2 separate regions of the Mus musculus genome follow, and region 1 is linked to region 2. The links are chromatin loops, found by intact Hi-C in ENCODE. Cell type or tissue: heart. All regions are shown on one strand. Each heading gives the region's core, and the rest is flanking DNA. Links, peaks and the distances in the headings are about the cores only.

Region 1 (10,031 bases), core at 4,275-6,774, 67 kb before region 2:
CATGAGGCAATCATTTATTTACTCTAGAAGTGAGCTGGCTCCTCTTTTTTATATTCTTAATCTTCTTTTTGTAATCCCACTCTGGGATATTTACATTATTGCTATGAGGAGAAAAAAAAACCATAAAGGCTTGACAGCTTCTGACAGTTCTAGTGAAAGCAGAGAAGATGAGTCATACTGTTTCTTTAAAGGGCTCTTCATTAATTTGAAAAGAAAAGAAATGATGCTTCCAGTAGAAACTGATCAGACTAGAAGCAGTGATGTTCACGGACAAAGCCATAGCCTCTCAAGTAGGGGCTGTGATTCCATAGCCAGGCATTGGTTATGCTGCAGTGCTCTAGGTGTGTGGAAGCTGCTGGTTTCCATAGGTGTGGTCTGTGCTCTTATCTGTAAATTTCAAATCTAAATTAATGCAGGAGAATTGATGATAGCCTCTGAGTTAGTGAGCTTTGCTCACAGGAAAGCAAGCTGCATTAATCTTTTCTGTTTGTTTGTTTAAATGATGGAGGGTTATTAAAGGAATCTTCAGAGATCCCTTAATATAAACTAGTCTTTCTCAGTCCTGGTATCACTGCCATTTTGAGCCAAATCATTGGGAGGGGGGAGCATAGCTTGTGCATTCAAAACTCCTTCTTATTAGACACAAATGCCTATTCCATGTTGTGACCATCAAAATGGCCCTACTTATCACTAAGTATCCATAGGGTAGAAATTGCCTCTGCGTGTGAGTCATTAAAAACAAAGCAAAACTAGCAACAGTAAAGAATGATCATTGAATACATTCTCCCTCCAAACTTGCCAATGTCCCCCCCTTTTTTTTCTGATTCTTTTGGAAATTTTCCATGGTATGTTAGACAACCTTCACTTTCTTCTTGAACTTGACAGTTTCTCTTTTAAGATGTGGTAGCTGTGGCAAATTGCTAGGCACAGAAAGAATCAAGGAAAGATTACAGTAGAACAAGACAAAGATTAGCTCATGGTGGATTGGGCTTAAAGCAAACAGAGAATGAATCCTGGCCTCCCAATGGTGGCCATGTCTGTATCACATAGCATATAATACAGATTGATAACATTTCTTACAGGAAAGCAAGAAATCAATTGGAGTGAAGTTTTCTCCACTCAATTAGTTGAATAAACAACACAAAAATAAATGTGATCTTAAATTTCAAAATTTACATTTTAGTAATTCTGAACTAAGGGAACTACATCAACTAATTAATAGACTAAATTAACCTGAACCGAACTCATGTTTACATATAGGAGATTTTGGAGTTAAAACTAACTGAAATTACTCAAACAGTAAGTTCTGTTCCTAAAGAATAAATACATATATTGTTAGCAACTTGCTTCTTGCTAGCTTACAATGTTGCTGTTGCTGCTGTCCTATCCTTTATCACCCACTTGCTGAGATGTTCCTGACATGCAGTCAGACAAAAGAACTCTGGTAGCTCTGAGGACTACACGCTGTTGAACCTGCCTTGCAATACTCATGGAATGGCGGAGGAGGAATCAGAGCACACAGTGAAAATCTGAACTTTATAACAGAATTTATAACTTTAATTCCTATCTACTAGGCCCACACTTAGAAAATCTGATTGAAATACCATAACATAATGGAAGAAATTATATGAAGACAAAAATCTAACTAGTTCATGTAGATTGGTGTAATTCTGCATTTATTTTAGAGTGTCAAGTGTGGATTTTCTATACTCACATTATATGTTTAGTGTTACCCTTTAATAATCATTTTTTGTGACAGCTAGTTGTGGTTATATTAGACTGTGGGAAATGGCATGTCCAGAATCACATGTATTCTTCCATCAGATTATGCAGGCATATCTTGACTCTGTTTGGTTTTTTCATTATATTCAAGCCACAAAGATTAATATAACTCTCCTGATTAGTGAAATTTGAAGCAATATAATCTTACAGAGATTTGACGACAACTGGAAGAACATGAAACAGGTAGTATTAGTAAATATTTTTGCATGACCCATTTCCCCACCCCATGTCTTAGTATGATTATAGAAAACTTCATTTGAATATAATTTGAGTACCATCTGCTAACAGACATTGAATATAAGGTCTTTTCCTCTTGGGGTTGACACAGTAAACTAATTGAGACTCCAAATGAGAAAACCAACATCATATTCCTGCTGACAAAGTCAGGAGTTCATGTTGTACACATTAACATTGTGCACACAGGTCAGGCAGGTTCAAGTTCAAACAGATCGCCCTTCTGACCTTCTGTCTTCTCATCTCAAACTTCATCTTGCCTCAGTGAACTTTCTCCAGCTAGAATGACCATTTTTCTAATGTGATTAAAAATTAAGTTTAAATGACTTTGGTTTCCCAAGCATATTTATGTCTTAGGCAGACTACATTGTTAAAATGGATTAGTTGAGAAGTCACATGGGTAAAAATTTTCCACACAAAGGAACTCAAGTGAGTGAAATCCTTACAGGTTGTACACCATCAAAGAGTACATCGACACAGTGGGGAGTGGCAGAGTGTCCATTTTCATGGGTGACTCTGGCCAGATTTAGAAGTCCTGCAGATACTATCCATATACAATATAAAACCAGGAACTACAAAAATAGTAGAAAAAAATAGTATGGCCTAGTTGGGCTTTTGCTGTTTTGTTTTCTTGCTTTTCATGATGGGAAAGGAAGAGAGGAGAAATGAACAGTGATTCCATTAAAACCCTTCAGATCAGCGCACAGCATTGCCGGGAATATGTTCGGGGCTCTCCATACCATCTCTGCATCCTATTAGATTTTCTTTCTTCTTATCTCTCATTGTATAGTGCCTGCTTCTTTGTGTTTAGGTCTCCGTGTTAGCATGTAATGCGCCATTTCTTTCTCATCACCACGCGGGGGAATAACAGAAAGAAACAACAAACTAACAAGGTTACTCTTCTTGTGCAGAGACATGAAATTGTAGATTCTGAAGCCCTTCTCCCAAGAGAGCAGGAGGCAGTAGAGATTGTTCCTTAGATCTGCAATTTCAGCGTGTCTCTTTCATTGTCTCGGTGCGCCTAAACGGACAGGGTTTATACGGTGAAGGTTATTTATTTATTTATTTTTCAAACTGGAGCATAGGTACAATAAGAGTGTCTCTCTAAAACCCCTTAATTGCACGTTGTAGTAAGATTGTAAAGTGCAAGGGCAGATCACTATAAACACAGCTTTCTTGTCCCTGTTCTTCCCCAAGACACACTCGACCACATTTCTTCTTTTGAAAAGGTCTTTTACCTTGTAGCGCCTATGTTCTTGTAATGACACATAAGGAGGTGCTTAAAAGTCTTTTTGAAGGTGGCGTTACAAAGTGCATAGCAGGCAGGGTTGATGGTGCTATTAATGTAACAGAGCCAGTAGCCAATTGTCCACACTGTATTGGGGATGCAGGGTGCACAGAAGGTATTGATGAGCACCATGACATTGTATGGCGCCCACGTGATGATGAAAGCCAACAGGATAGCCAAGATTGTCCTGGTCACTTTCTTTTCCCGGGATGGAGGAGGCTTCTTTTTGGCAGGCTGCTTGGTCATCTTCACAATTTTGCGGGCTACAATGTTCTGCTTTTCATCACCATTCTGACCTGACGATCCCACTAGTTCTACTGTGGTACTTGTTGGTGTGCATGCGTCACCCTTTTGGGTCTTGGTGACAATTTTGATGCATGTCTGCCTAGAGTTGTCATCTTTGGAGTGGCCCAGGGAAGTGGAAACCGTGTTTTCATCCTGGGTTATCTCATCATCTCTCATGTTGGAGGCCACGGCACTGACAGACGTGGAGTCGTTGGAGCTTTCTTTCTCCTCCCCCTGAACGCAGTTTTCAGTCCCACCGTCCCGCGGAGCCTTGCCATTCTGGATCTTGTTGTGCTCCAGGCCACCATCACCACCAGGCATGTTGTTGTTGTTTGGCTTTACAATTCTTCCTTGCACTAGACTCGGAGACACCGGGTCTTGGTTGGCCACTGGTTCCTTCTTTTCTTTCTTTATTCTGCTCTTGCTCGCCCGGGATATGTGCCAATAGAGCACAGTCATGATGATGACAGGCAGATAGAAAGCCGCAATGGCAGTGCCAAAGGTGACGGCAGCGTTGGAAAAGAACTGAATGTAGCACTCCCCGTCTTCCACAGTCCTTACCCCTACGATGAACTGCCAGAAGAGAATGGCTGGGGCCCAGAGGATGAAGGAAAGAACCCACGCAGCTGCAATCATCATGCCTGCCATTTTTGTGGTCCGCTTAACTGGGTAGGTTAGAGGTTTTGTGACACAGAAGTATCTATCAAAGCTGATGATGAGAAGATTCATAACGGAGGCATTGCTGACAACATAGTCCAAGGCTAGCCAAAGGTCGCACACTACAGGTCCCAAAGGCCAGTAGCCAATCACAGTGTAGAGGGTATACAAGTTCATGGAGAAAACACCTATGATGAGGTCAGCACAGGCCAGGCTGAACAAGAAGTAATTGTTGACAGTCTGAAGGTGGCGGTTGACTTTAATGGAAACCATGACTAGAATGTTCCCAATGATGGTCACCAGACTGAGGGATCCAGCCACAAGGACAATAAATACCACTTCAAATGTCTTGTAAGGACTGGTAATAGCCAAACCATTGTTCGAGGAGTTAGTTGAGTTATTCATTTTGTGTTCAGTAGTCAAGTGGCCAAAGAAACATTTAAACCTGCAGGGAAATAGAATGAAGTTAACAAATGTAATATAAATATTGTGTTGAAACACATAAATTTTCTTCCTTTTGGAAAACTTCCCAGTCCCTTTTCTGTGTCCTGAATATATACTGTAACAGATCTGACCACCCAAGAGGCAAAGACTATAGATGGAAGATTGAAATGGCTTAATGGCTGATGATGAATTCATGATTCAATTACACAATGAGTGTCTCCATATACAGACACGAGTGTCTGTGTATCTGCCTGCTTGCTTATATCACCATATCTTTATGAGTTGAAATGACTAAACCAAGTACATAGTTAAAATTTTTAAAAACAACTATAAACTTCTGGATTTGAAAGAAATAATAAATCCGGGAGAAATAAAATATGAAAACAGAAGACAAAATTGAATGTGTGAGTTTTATAGTCAGTAACACCTTTATGGCAGACTGAGCCTTTTCCTTATTAAAATTAATGAAGGTAACGATAAGAAAGACAAAGTACTAACCAATGCACCCAACCAAAGTAAATTTGTTTTTCTCAATTTTGTTTTACAATTGTAGTCCATCTTCTCTTGACAGTACAATTTCTAAAATTCCATACCTTATAAAAGAACTATCATTTACTATTGGTAAGACTGATATGATTATATGAAAACAATTTTCTAAATGTTTTCTTTGTTTCAAGCCATTATTAAATCTATTGTTTTACTATTCTTTGACAGATCTTTCATTGTGCTGAAAAGGAAGCTATAGACCAAAAAGTTGCAGAAAGTAATCTAGAATCACTTTTAAGTCAGTGGATAGGCAGGCTACAATTCTTTTCTTTCCTTTTCTTTACAAATACTATGAGTTATTTTTCAATAAAAAATCATAAAAGAATATGCAGCCTTAGGTCTCTTGGATACACATTTTCTCAGTAAGTATTAAGGGCTATAGAAAGTCTTTGTAATATATTATATCACTACCCTTGCAGAAAGAAGAAAGCTGAGATAATAAGAGTTTAAGGAACTTATTGCTAGGACAGTGAGTAATAATTTATAGCTAAAATCAGCACTTTACCAAAGGCCTTTCTATTGTTTTATTTTGTTTTGTTTTGTTTTGTTTTAAGATAATCTTCCTTGGCCTCCCTTTTGTTTTGTGGGGCTGCACTTAATGAGAGATTCCTGAGGAGCACCACAATGACGTCCTATATAGAGAGGTTGCCAGTCAAGGCAGATAGTTTACTGAATCTGGGATCCTTATCCGGACTGAACACTGAAAACTCTATGAGATGTGAACTATAGTGACGATTGCAACTCAGGAATTTTTAGAGATACCCTGCTAGTCTGTGACAGTACTGGTGTGACAATGGGAAACATGCCATTTAGAAGCTAGGACAAGTATTTGAAGCAGGGACATCCTCTTTTCCAACAGGATGTGCTGATTATGTGGGGGCTGTTGTTCTTTTATGAGATAGTAGCTGGCTTCCACCACTTTCTCATCACTTCTTTTCTCCAATTTTCTGGGGTCACTAAAGCAAATACGATTAGATCACAAATGAAGAAGATGCTCACAATGGAGATGAACTTCAAAGCACTCATGTTCGTATGATAAATGTGTTATGTAGTATTGTACACTTTAGTTTAAATCAAGGTCCTGGGAGTATTTTGGAAGCATGAGAACAACTTGTCTTCACCTAGTTTCTTTGTATACATAGCAGAGAGGAACATACACCGTTCTATGTTTTCTTCATCAAGTTTGAGTATGTACTATGAAGAAGTATGTACTAGATTGGAAGGGTGGAGTTAGGGGGGAGGCACTGGCTTCAACTGGGTTTTAGAACTTGAGGCCCACAACTATGCATTAGACAGACTAGTAGCTCACACACACGCACACACACACACACACACACACACACATACACATAATGTGAACACTCAAGGCCCTAAATCTCCTAATCAATAGTTCACATGGAAGAAATACAAATGGATACTAAATATCTGGAAAGAAAGTGTTGAACATCCTTAGCCAGAGAAATGCAAATTAAAACTACTTTGAGAGTCTATCTCACACCATGCATTAGCTACGTAGTTCTGGGTTTGTGGCTAAAATTCTATGAAATGTACTTTCCTTTATCTCAAACTCTCTCTTTTTTTCTTTTAGAGTTGTAGCAAGGATTGAAGTGATATTATGCCCCTGAGTGATAGTCTATAAAGGCTACGGATGAAACATGTGCTATTAATATTTAAATCTGCAAAGCAGATGTAAATTGATCACCTCTCTTAACCTTTCATAATAGTTAACAGAAAAGAATGTATCAATGTGTGTCAGAGCTATGTATGAGTGGGAAGATGTGGGATGAATAAAGTAGTGAAAGTAGTAAATTCTCACTATCAATGATAGCAAATTGTCAACAATAGTGTTATAAAAAAATCATCACAAGGTCATTCAGTGTATTTTGAGCATAATTACTCTTCAGAATCAAAGAGTAAAATTACTTAAGATTCAAATCAGTGGCACTCTATGCAGACTCTGTTACAAATGAATAACCATCCTTTATCTAAAAAATACCCCCTTTGGCTGAAACCATGTGCAAACACCAGTGACCTGTCAGAGTAAGCCTGGTATTCAGATATCAAGTTGGGTCCTTGATTAATACAAAAGTTTGCACATTACGTATGGACAAGGACTGTATCTCTGGGGGGAGATATCAATATTAAAGCTGTGTAGAGCCCAACACAGGAAAAAATGTGGAGTTTATAGTTCTAAACATTTTTCTAAAATCGATCTTTACAAAATGTGTGTGGGAGGGGTGTAAATGGAGGCAGAGAAACATCAGTGCTAGAGTGCCTTCTTAGCATGTGAAAGACTCAGGTTTCCATGACAAAGGAACACACACATATACACACACACACATGCACACACACACACATACACACACACACATGCACATACACACACATACACACACACACACATGCACACATACACAGGCATATGTCCATATATGTATGTACACCTACAGGAACATGCATGTACAAACGCACACACATGTAAACACACACGTGCATAGCCAGTGTATCACACAACAGCATTCACTCAGTGTCACTAGAGTTCTAAATATTAACACCAAGTTTTTTAATTGTTATGGAGAAAATTAAAATTCTGATATGTAGTAGACTGTGAGGGCTAATTAGATAATACAGATGGGACTTATGCTTGGGTAGAGCAGAACTCCAGAGGTGTATGTGGAAGCACTTACAAAGCTGTGTCCAGGTAGAATGTGCTACATGAATTGATCAACATGCGAGCAGGCTAAGCACTACAAATTTTTACATGCTATTTCCTATGATTCTTATGACCCTAAGAAGTGTTATTCCAGATGTTCCATTTGTAAAGTTGACATTGGCCAGTGGCTTTGAGAGGTCCCTCTGTATTGTATTTGTCTTCAGGTTTACCTGACATCTGTAATTTCATTATTTCTATGACGTCCCACCTTGACATGGAAACTGCACACTATCAAGCATTTTAGATGAATAAAAAGAAAGTCAGGGAAACTTAATCTGTGGACTGCTGATAGAGGGAGGATGTGTTTTCTGAAGCCCTGATTCAGTCATATGTGTTCACCCCTAAACACACGAACATACAAGCAACATTAAAGGCATTCAGGAGAGAGATAAACAATAATAATTACAGAAGGAGAGGTCATGGGTTTGAGAGCCGGGTAGGAGAGTACAATGTATGTACAATGTATGTATGTTTAGTATATATGAGGGATAAATATCATAGTATGTTCCAAGATGCTTAAAATTTTGTCTTAACAATGTTATAGTATACATAAGACTTTCAACCCAAAATTCTATTGTAGAAAATATAAAAATTATAAGGTTGACTTAGCAGGGCAATAGAAAAAGTATCAGAATGGCATGGAGACAAGGTTTCTCCCACCAAAGGATTAGTGGGTGATAATATGAAAAAGTTAATTTTTTTGTCTTAAGAATGAGATACAGTATTTTTACCTGTGTTATCATTGATTAAAATGGAAATGAAGCTTATTCATTTCGATGTTTTGTGTTATTTATCAACATATACTCTGTCTGTTAATCTGCTAAATGATATTAAAATGCAACTTTTACTTCGTAACATGAATTGTAGAAGATAATCCAAAATCTGCTTTAGGTCTTTGCAATACTTACTTAATCCCACTAATTAATGAATAGCATTGGTACTGATGCTAAGTACACTTTCTCCCACCAGAACTGTTAGAGACCAAATAAGTATTGTTTTTGTTTTGTTTTGTTTTTGTTTTTTTGTTTTGTTTTGTTTTGTTTTTTTAAAAGGCAAAGAAGAGCTGAGGAAACATTTATTCCAAGAAGTGTTAGGGAGCAAAGCCCTTGTTCTGTGAGAAGCATTCTGTTTACACAGTTTGATATTGATGCAATCAATGGTCACATGGTTTGTTTCTCTCTTATGTATTGTTAACTTTTGGTCACACAGACATGGAACACATTTCTGCTCCCCACCCCCCAACCCCCTTCAATCTGATTTCCCTTTGAACCAAGACATTGTGAGTCAGAGTGGGTGCCCATCCTTCTGTCCTTCCTCACCAGCTCCTGCATCTAACTGCAGCTGCAGGTGCAGTGGGAATGGCCACAGGGAGGAGCAAAGGCCCTGTTTCTCTTTGTTCCAAAATACCTTCTGAAGCCCTGGGAGGAGCAGATCCTCAAATGGTGTCACAGGCTGTGGGGGTGGAAGCAGAGAATGATGGAAACCCAAAGAAAATAGGGCATGTTCTCTTCCACAGGGGATTTCTAATCTAGGAGAGACAGAGGAAGCTGACGAGACTCACCTGCTACCTACAAGGCTGGACAGATGTGGGGCCAATCGCCAAGGCTAAGGCTTTAGGAGGAAGGTTGGCCAAAATGGAGCAAAATAAGCATGGTGGATCTCTGGGACCACTTCCCTAAATACCCTCTGCTCATCCCTTTCCCACTGTTTCCTCCCTCTCCTTCATGATGCCAGACTCATCCTTGCAGGACTCTGGGCCACCATATTTTTCTCAGTAAAGAACGGCCATCAATGGGAGGAGAGGCCCTTGGTCTTGTGAAGATCATATGCCTCGGTACAGGGGAATGCCAGGGCCAGGAAGCAGGAGTGGGTAGGTTGGGGAGCAGGGCGGGAGGAGGGTATAGGGGACTTTCAGGATAGCATTTGAAATGTAAAGGAAGAAAATATCTAATAAAAAAAAAGTGAAAAAAAAAGAACACGATAGTGGTGTTAAGCCACTGCTCTATGACTTTGATTTCAGTGTGTGAAGGTTCAGAAAACAGTAAGAAGAATCACACACTCATTTACCCACACAGACTTGAC
Region 2 (10,031 bases), core at 4,064-6,563:
GCACTCAACAATAGGATCAACAGAGGTCCCTAGAATAAGTGGCCAAGAGTATACTTTCCAAGTGAGAGATGGGTACATTTCAGGTTGCTTCCAAGACCCCCAAATCCTGAAGTCTCCTGTGCATACACAAAACGGGACTTTGGAAAAGACTTGCTGTGATGATGATGAAGTCTCCTCATGCTGCCTTATATTCGCTCTAGAGGTAGAGTGCTTTCAGGGAGATGGTGAGACTAGAAAGAGAGAGACAGCATACACCACATACTGTATGTACTGTAGGTTTTTTTTTAAATCTATATATCCTAATATGACTACTGCTAATAATAGCTTACCTCTTATGAGACCTGAATTTAAATTAGCCCAAATATTTCGTTAAAGGGGTATACTAATGTTTCTATAAAATCTCACTGTCAAAATGTAAGGTAGAAAGGGCCATGGTTAGTTCTTAGGAAACTAAGGCTACACAGTGAGACATGATTAGACCTGAAAAGTTAACATCAGACTGCTAACCCCAGATTTTGTCCTTATCCCTCTGAATAGTGCAACATGAACATGTTCTAGCTCGCAATTGAGCAAATGCATTTCCTACCCTGGGGAGTTCTTCTGTAGGGCTTCCAATAAAAAGATATCCCTCCAATGGGTGTGATCAGAGTTGTGGCAAGCTCTACAGTATTGATACTCACAGTAGTAGTACTTCCATTAGCTTTGCTGTTATTATGTATATTTTTTCAGTAGATTGGCCCAGATATATTTACACTTTCAAAGGAAAACTAATAATCATGGAGAATAAAATTATATACCTACCTTGGAATTGAGGGAAACACATAGTTTACTTTCAATCAGGACCAAGCACTTGGTCTTGCTTAAGCCACTGGTCCTGATTGAAACTCTTTGTCTGTGGCAGTGACAGAGAATCCAGAACATCTACTTAAACCCTACTTGGGGCTAGCTGATATTTGCTGTTCAAGTACAGGATCGTTCCAAGCCTTCTCTTACTATTTGATAATTATTCATTATACAGGTCTACATTATATCCCAGATATCTTTTGATCCCCCAATGTTGGCTGCAACTAAGCCATGAAAGTCTGAAGAAGCTGGAGTTTAACCTGAAAAGCACAGAGGACACAGTGAGAAGATTTAGGACAGAGGCTGATGTAGCAGCAGTGGTACTTTCAGGACACTAATCTCGTCACAGGATGTAGGATGACTGGCACTAAGAAAAGCTTAATGGTAAGAAGTTCAGATAAGAGGTTAATGCAGTAAACTCAGGCCTGAGCAGATAAGGAGAGGAACTGACGCCCTGCACTGCTAACTTTATATAGGACTGCACTATTAGCCGGACAAGGTCAAGCCCTGGTGTACTTGACAGTCCTTCAAATGGCAGGAAACATTATGCTTGCTCTTGGTCAGTGATTGCAAGTTAAACTTTAGGGTTTTGTCCATTGGCCCTTAAAAAGTGTTTCTTCATGGGATATAGTAACTTAAAAACAAGCAGAAGAGAAAATATCATCCTGAGTCAGGTACCCATTCACAAAAGAACACACATTTTATGCACTCACTGAGAAGTGGATATTAGCCCGGAAGCTTGGAATACCCAAGATACAATTCACAGACCACATGACGCTCAAGAAGAAAGAAGACCAAAGTGTGGACAAAATACTCATGGAAGGAGTTACAGAGACCAAGTGTGGAGCAGAGACTGACGGAAAGGCCATCCAGAGACTGACCCACCTAGGGATCCATCCCATAAACAACCACCAAACCCAGTCACTATTGTGGATGCCAACCGGTGCTTGCTGACAGAAGCTTGATATAGCTGTCTCCTCGTAGGCTCTACCAGTGCCTGACAAATTCAGAGGTGGATGCTCTCAGCCAACCATTGGACTGAGCATAGGGTCCTCAATGGAGGAGCTAGAAAAAGGACCCAAGGAACTGAAGGGATTTGCAGCCCCATAGGAGGAACAACAATATAAACCAACCAGTACCTGCAGAGTTCCCAGGGACTAAACCACCAACCAAAGAGTACACATGGAGAGACTCATGGCTCCAGCTGCATGTGTAGCAGAGGATGGCCTTGTCGGTCATTAATTGGAGGAGAGGCCCTTGGACCTGTGAAGGCTCTATGCCCCAGTGTAGGGGGATGCCAGGGCCAGGAAGTGGGAGTGGGTGGATTGGTGATCAGGGGGAGAGGGATCAGATAGGGGGTTTTTGGAGGGGAAACCAGGAAAGGGGATAACATTTGTAATGTAAATAAAGAAAATATCTAATGAAAAAAGAAAAGAGAAAAAACAAGCAGAAGTCTGTCAGACAGCTGGTTCTCTCTCATTCAGGATGTTCACAGGAGACATCAAAGCCATAGTACCTAAGGCCCAGAGCTCTTGAATGGAGGAAGCACAGACACTATCGAATGAGGTAACACTCCATGTGTGTCCTATAAACAGCTGTGCATTGTTGCTTAAGGCATCTGCCTCCTCTGGAAATAGCTTGGCTGTGTTTTCCACAGTTTATGGAGAGTAATACAAACAGTGATGACCGTATGATAACTGTGGAGGCTAACTCGCTTTGGACCAGGCTGCATTGTGAGCGTCTAGATAGGACTCTACACCTCATAATAACTCTGTAACCCATACACTGCTAGCTCCACTTTGATAAACATAATAATATGAGGGGGTGGAGATAATTTCCCCCAATTCACACAATGAGAAGGCAATTACAAAGACCCTAATTAACCAGGCCATCTAATTCTATAGTGACCATTAGGTAAGACTTCTTTTGTGGGAACAATTTGCCACAGACAGGGCAATACATGTGATGGAGTATCTGCCTTTACATCATCATCATCACCACCCTCATCACTATCATCATCACCATCAGAATTACACCTTTGATGCACTTATTCTGCTTTAAATATAAATAACTTTGATATAACCTTCAATTTTTTTAATTTTTTTTACTGTTTAATAGTTCTTTACATCAGTTTAAGGAGTTTTAGTTTTTTAACTGCAATTTTTAAAAATTAATTATGTTATGAGTTTTAGTTTTTTAATCTCTCCACGTCTTTCCCTCCTTCCTGCCTCTCTCCTTCTCAACAAGTCTCTCTTCTACTTTCATGTCAAAAGTACGCAGCCCATCAGGTTTAACTGGCATTTCGTGAACAAACATATGTGGACCATAACTTATCAGTGGTTATAGCACTGAGGAACCTGGTGCTCCCACCCTGACCTTTAATTGCAATAGCACTTCAGGGACCTCATGGGCCCCTCCTTCACCCGTGGTAGAACACTGATTTATACTGGTCTTGGGTAGCAGCACTGGTCTTCAGCTATAGTGAGTTCATGAGTGCACAGCCACTGTGTCATATCCAGAAGTCATAGTTTTGCTTCACATCCTTCCATCCTCCTCCTCTTACAGTCTTTCTACTTCCTCTTTTGTCATGTCCCTTAAGTTTTGCAGGAAGTGATGCAATTGTCCTATTTAGGACTCAGCTTGCCACATCACTTGTTCTGAGCACTTTGGCCAGTTATGAGCTTCAGCCTGGTCCAAGCCTGGTCCCCAACAGCTTTAACACTGGGTCTCCATCACAGCTTAGGGAATGTACTTCAGCCTTCACCCTAGGCCTCCTTACTAGCTCAGGGCACCAGTAGAGGAAGATCTGGCCCATGGTCCCCAGCAGGCAAGGTCAATGCAACAGACTACAAACGTTCGTGTCTGCAATATAAAGTTTCTTTTCTTGTTTCTATTTGTTTATTGTTTTTTCAAACCGTGTACCATACTGTACTTATTAATTTAAATGTTGCCTAGTTATATTTTGTTTATCATTTAAACCCACTGCTGTTATCTACATGTCTAATCCTACAGTCTTACCTACCTAGCTATTATTATCTATAAGTTCTTCTTCTTATTTTGTTGATTTTATTTGAGTCATCAAACCAAGCTTGAAATAAATCACAGTAAGTAATGCACCCAAGACCAGCACTGATATACTATCCATATTTACTTTGAGATAATTTTTAAACTGGCTGTAAATTTGTTCATATAAGTTCCATTATACTTGACATTATTTAAGTTTTATCACAATCAGTCTTTCTCTTGTGAAATCTCATCTAATTATTTAATTTTTATTTAATATATTTGGTGTTTGTGTGTCTGTGTGTGTGTGCGTGTGACAGTACACATGTGGAAGTCAGAAAACAATTCTGTGGAGTCCAGAAACAAACAAACAAACAAACAAACAAACAAAAACAGAAAGCAAAAACAAAAAAGAAAACAACAAAACAAAAGCCTTTTACCTTTATGTAGAAATGGAACTCCAGGCTCGGACACCAAATGGTTTACCAATTAAGCCATTTCACTGGTCCCCTGATCATTTAAAACAGTCTAAAATTTGGGTTTTATTCCTCCCAGTGCACCAGTGGTATAGCCTTTCTTAATTATTTAATTTCCATTAAGCTCTGTTTTTCTTTGCTTGGAAAACAGATAGTAAGATCTGCTATTCTTATTTTAATTAGTTTTCTTGGAGTCAAATTATTGAACTAAAATTATTCTCTTGCTATTTCCACCTCCTAATCCTGGTTGAGAGAAGAAACTCAATAACATCTGCACAGGATGCTGACATGATAAGCCTTTGTGTGTATCCTTCCTTCATTTGCCATCCACAGCTTATTGCTTGAGTAAACACAGGGTTAGTGAAACTGGAGGTTTTTCACTCCCCCAGTCACCTAATTTAAAGAACTCATGGTATCTAGAATTTGATCCAGATTTGCTTAACTCAAGACTGTGTTACTATCATTAAGTCCAATAAGAATGAGAAGGAAACTGCAAGTTAAACGACTCTGCACTTGCATGACTTCATAAAAGACGATATAAAATTCTTTTATATCTTTCTTTCTGTAGCCAAGCTAAACCACTCTTAGAGGAAACGCGTCAACAGATTTGCCTTGCCTTCTAAGGGGACCCCACTGACAGTTTCTGTCAGTATTGTGTCTCATGGGGACAAGCTGTTTGGTGGCTGTGATGGCCAAGTGGGACCGAAATTAGCAAAGGACTTCTAAATGCAATTGGAAAAGGAGACATTTTCCTAAGTAAAAGTTAGAAAGTGATCAACTCTAATTATCTTGATAGAATAGGAACAGTTTAAATGGTGACTACATCATCAGTGCTTTTTATGCAATGGCTAGGTCTAGACTGGAATCAGAGAATGTTTAGAGCCTGAAAAAAAGGAGAGTGGTAGAGCATCTCTTCCCTTTCTACTTAGCCTTCCCATTCCAAACTCCAGAACTGCCCCCCCCCCCCATGCTTTGATATCCATGAAGCCCAAGGATACAGTGGCATTCACAGCTCTGCTAGGTCTAGAGACAGCTTTGGTGCACTTCTGTTGGAAGCCAGCCATCTCAAGTCTGGTTTATATCTGGGACAAATTCTCAGGACACTCAGATTATGAGCAAGTCATGTCACATGGGTTGTGAGACAAGAGGAGATTCCAGCCCCACACTCCCTTCCTAGGTGAAATTAGCCATCATGCTTGATGTCCAAAGCATGAAAATCTTTCAAGATCTGATTGTCAATTTTTCAAGCTTATTGCATATATTTATGTCAGTCACAAGAAAACTCTTTACACCTCTCCATTTGGATAAGTGCATGAGGCTTGCTTTCTCATCAACTTCCTTGAAAACCTAATTATACTGAACCAGATGCTGTGTTTAACACCAATTGATGTGGCAAGCAGTTGGGTTTTCTTGTTTTTTGTTTTTTGGGGGTTTTGTTGTTGTTGTTGTTTTTTGACAACGACATAATATAAATTCATACTCTTCACACTGTTTCTGGGAGCTGAATTCCAATGTAATCATGGTCCCCGCCTCCTCTATTTTTAGCTTATTAAATAACACGGACAGCCAAATGACAAATTTACTCTAATATCTGCACTGTAAACCTATGTGCTCTTGCAATATGCAATGTTGATATTTCAAAAACAAAAACTGATAAAAAAGAGTCTGCATATTATAATCCTTAGAGATCAAATTAACTCTTATATTCAATTTTGATCACACATAAGATCAAAGAGAGAAAGGTGCTGTAGGAGTTGGAATTCCCCTAACTCTGTATATGTCACCACATTACCAAATTTCATGAAGCTGCTGAAAGCTATGGTCATCTTCTTTACCCCAGCATGAATCAGCAAAAAGGAAAGAAAGGGAAAGTATCAAAGCTTTTCAGACAAAAGCTCTCATCAGATCTAGAGATGGGAAGACACAGGTGTGCTGATTGAATGAGGATGGCCCTACAAGCTTGCCTATTAAAATGCTTAGACCACAGTTGGTAGAACTATTTGCAGAGGATTAGGATGCATGGTCTTTTTGGAAAAGGTATGTCACTGGAGGAGGGCTTTGCTCTTGAGCCATTCCCACTGTGAGCCCTCTCTCCCTCTCTCCTCCTCTCCCCTTCTGCCCCTCTTTCCCTCTTCCCCTCTTCCCCCCTCCCTCTCTGTCCCTCTCACCTTCTTGCCCCCCTCCCTCCCTCCTGGTTATGTCTCAACATGTAACCTCTTAGCAACTGCTCTGGCACTATACCTGCCCTCATACCTTCTACCATGCTCCACCCCCATGCCATGTTGGCAAGGATGCTAACTCTCTGAAACTGTAATCCCCAAATAAACTTTCTTCTATAAGTTTGTATGTCCATGGTCTCTTATCAAATGATAGAAAAGTAACTAAGATGCCAAGTACATTAGTATTCAGGATGCAAAAGTGCACAATGCACTCCTGGTTTAAATCACTGTGCTTATAAGAAGCTCTATTCATGTTGAGAGGTTGATAGAAATGATTTATCTTGAGACTTGAAGGCATGTGTGACCTTGATCTATTTGAAATAGAGCTGATTATAGGAGAACAGCAGCCCAAAGTCTGCAGCTACAAACAGACACTCTGAATTCAAGGACTTGTAGGTAAAACAAGCAAAGGAGGAGGGCTAGATGTTATCCATACCCTTATAACCTATACTAAAATGTTGAAAAACTATAATTCATTTTCTTAAGCTTCTTACTCCTAGGTAGTGCCAAAATATTTGTAGCCACTCCAGAGAAAAAATAGAAATGAAAACAAAAGCAATAGTGAAAGCACAGGATGAAAATTATGCTTTTACTCATGATCTGTATTACTTGAGTCTCACCCCACCCCAGTCCCTTCTCTTTTATAGAACTCAGTCATAAAGAGCCACCCACCACACTCACAGAAAGGACAGCCCAAAGTGATTTCTGTGTAATTTATCGTGCCCTATCATAATAATTTGTTCCTACCTACTTGGTAGCTTGAATTATCATTAATGCTAAGTAATTTCTAAAGCCAACTAGTAGTCTAGTAAGTAGGTGGTTATTAGGCACCCATTAAATTCAGCTACAAAACAATGTTAATTACATTGTGATGTAACTTTCTGAGCATGAAGATGCAGAGACTCGGAGACATTCCATAACAATCCTTTTGCTCTCCTCATCTCAACATGAAGAGATACTTATTTTAATCTGAAGTGTTTAAAAGGCAAAGAACACTATTTTGACCCTCCAATAGTATTTGTAGCTAACTACTTACTTGGTAGGAGAATACACAATATTGGAAAAATACTTCTCTTCATATATTAGGGAATATCAGTCAGTCATGTATGATGTGGCTAAATGGAAAATCTATAACTCACCTAATCACAAACGTATCTATGAAACGTAAGTTTCATGTTTTGTTCCACATGAGTTGTCTTTGTGAAAGACCATATTAAAGACCATATGCTCTCTATTTTTTTCTTCAAAGGGGATTTTTCTGTATAGCCCTGGCTTTCCTGGAACTCATTCTGTAGGCTGGGCTGGCCTCAAACTCAGAAATCTGCCTACCTCTGTCTCCCAAGTGCTGGGATTAAAGGCCTGCACCACCACTGCCAGGCAATCATATGCTCTTAAAGCAAGTACCACTTTCTCAAAGATAGAAACAGCAGTGACAATTGGAAGAAGCTCTGTATATGGATCCTTACTGTAAATGTCACTGAAGGGAGATCATGGAGGCTCTGATTGAGGCCTCAGTTTACCTTCCTTTTCAGTAAGAATTGGTTTTCCAGGGAGCTGAAACAGAAAGTGGGCTGAGGAGCTTAATAATTGACGTGGAGTTTTTATAGTCCCAGAGCAGAGAAGCAGTTATGTGAAGTCTAAACATTTCCTTTTTAATAAAAGTAATAATAGAGGTATATAGGTTTGAAGGCAACTCCCTGCCCTAAACAAAACTGAATAGAATTGCAGAATGAGGTCCCCAAGGCAAACAGTGCAGAGCAGGGTTTTCTTAGCATGCAGACAGCAAGGTGCAATCTGAAACAGCTTCAACCTGCTTCCTGAGAGGAGAATCCAGAGCTCAGAAACCATCTGCATATTTCAGTATCAGTAATTGAAAGTGTTCTCTTTATCCTTCTTTAAGCTTCACCAGTAGATTGCCATTAATTCCTACTAATTAACAAAATGCAGTTCAAATTTAAGTCATCATTAAATCTCCTGAATTGGCTCACGTCAATTCTAGTGCCTTCTCTAGACCTTATGTTATTCAACTTCTCCCATAATCCACACTTCTCACTGTTTATAAGGCAATAGCTTTCAGTCTAAGCACCGAAGTGTTTCTAAATTCTGAATTTTCATCAATTTGCCCCTGAATAAAATAATAAGGCCTCACTTGTTAAAACTTTTTAATTGTCTTAATTTCTAGAAGAAAGTTCTAGGTTTTGTGGCCTGTTAGTCTTATACAAAATGTTAGAATTTGCTTGGAGCTCCATGAAAACTCCCAGTAGAGATCATAAGGATCCATCCTGACCTGGCAAGAATCATTTTAAAGTCTAATGATTGACTGCCCTGAATGATCCTGGGCAAGTTCCCTGCATAACTTCCTAGCATACTATAAATAAGTAAAATCACTGGAGTAGTGTGTGGAGATTAATGACCTGGTGCTGACACCAACAGTCCCCAGGAATGTGCAGAATACCATTGGCACAAGTTTAAGATAAGCCTGGTACTTTCTTGCCAGGGCAAAATCACTTTTATCCACAGCATTATACAAGCAAGCCCTGCTTCTCTCTTTCTGACCAAAAACATGAGTACACTCCCATCTTGCTGCATACAAGATATATGTGTGTAGATAAGTCCCCAATAAATCATAATCTATGTATCCTAATCCTTGTTCTGTCTGTCTTTGTTTTGTTTTGTTTTGTTTTTGTTTTGTTTTGTTTTGTATTGTTTTGTTTTGTTTTGTTTTTTGTCTCCCAAGTCATGGCTTGGTGTCATTTTTTTTTTCTGGAAAGAGATTTTAGTTAGAATTGTATTACATGTAAAGTGCAACTAATGGAGAAATTGTCTTTAAAACAGTCTAACTTTGAGCGAAACCTGATAAGTAAAAGCATATTTATGTTGCCATTAACATCCCTCACAGTTTTATAAGTATTTATATTCATTTTTATCAGTTTTATATTCATTTCTAGTTTATTGTTAACATTTGATAATTTAGCAAATAATGACCTTTTGACAACTGAAATTTTGTTGAGCTTACTGATAGCACTACTAGGGTGTTCTTCAGAATATCCTTTCCTATTCACATAAGTTGAAACATGGACCTATGTTCTTTATCTGATTGAGAGAATCATGGTTTATGTCAAGGTCCCTGATCTACTTGAAGTTGAGTTTAGTACTGGGAAGAACACAAACGACAGCAAAGCAAATCAGCAGACCAATGAAACGAGTCCTAATGATATTCTGCTCTACTCATAGACGGTGCCTGGCCAAGTCATCAGTGGAGAGGCTCCTCCAGCACCTAATGGGAACAGATGCAGAGATCCATGACTAAACAGGCAGAGCTTGGGGAGCCCAGGGGAACAGGGGGAGGAAGCATTGTAGGAGCCAGTAGGGTTGAGAAGACCAGGAGAACACTGCACAAAGAATCAACTGAGCAGAGCTCACAGGGGCTCACAGAGACTAAGTAGAAATCAAGGAGATTGTGTGGGTCTGAGCAAGGTCCTCTGCATAT

Evidence for each region. Peaks named below come from ENCODE experiments on the same cell type or tissue, not always from the same donor. Only the 100,000 strongest peaks of a DNase experiment are listed, where the experiment ranks them.
Region 1: it touches region 2 in a loop (2.4-fold over the local background); 2 of 42 quality-filtered maps call a loop at or near these places.

Annotation. Positions count from the first base shown.
Region 1 is chr6:36,517,830-36,527,860 of GRCm38, reverse strand. Chrm2 (cholinergic receptor, muscarinic 2, cardiac) reads right to left here. Exons shown (of 3, transcript NM_203491.3): 3 at 3,087-4,691. The coding sequence starts at 4,651. The coding sequence ends at 3,251. Among named protein-coding and RNA genes, the nearest start is that of Mir490, 100 kb to the right of the region's middle. In heart, for the core only: no CTCF peak of the experiment used is centred there; no DNase peak of the experiment used is centred there.
Region 2 is chr6:36,450,613-36,460,643 of GRCm38, reverse strand. All of the region lies in intron 2 of Chrm2 (cholinergic receptor, muscarinic 2, cardiac), which reads right to left. Among named protein-coding and RNA genes, the nearest start is that of Mir490, 34 kb to the right of the region's middle. In heart, for the core only: no CTCF peak of the experiment used is centred there; a DNase peak (open chromatin) is centred at 5,383.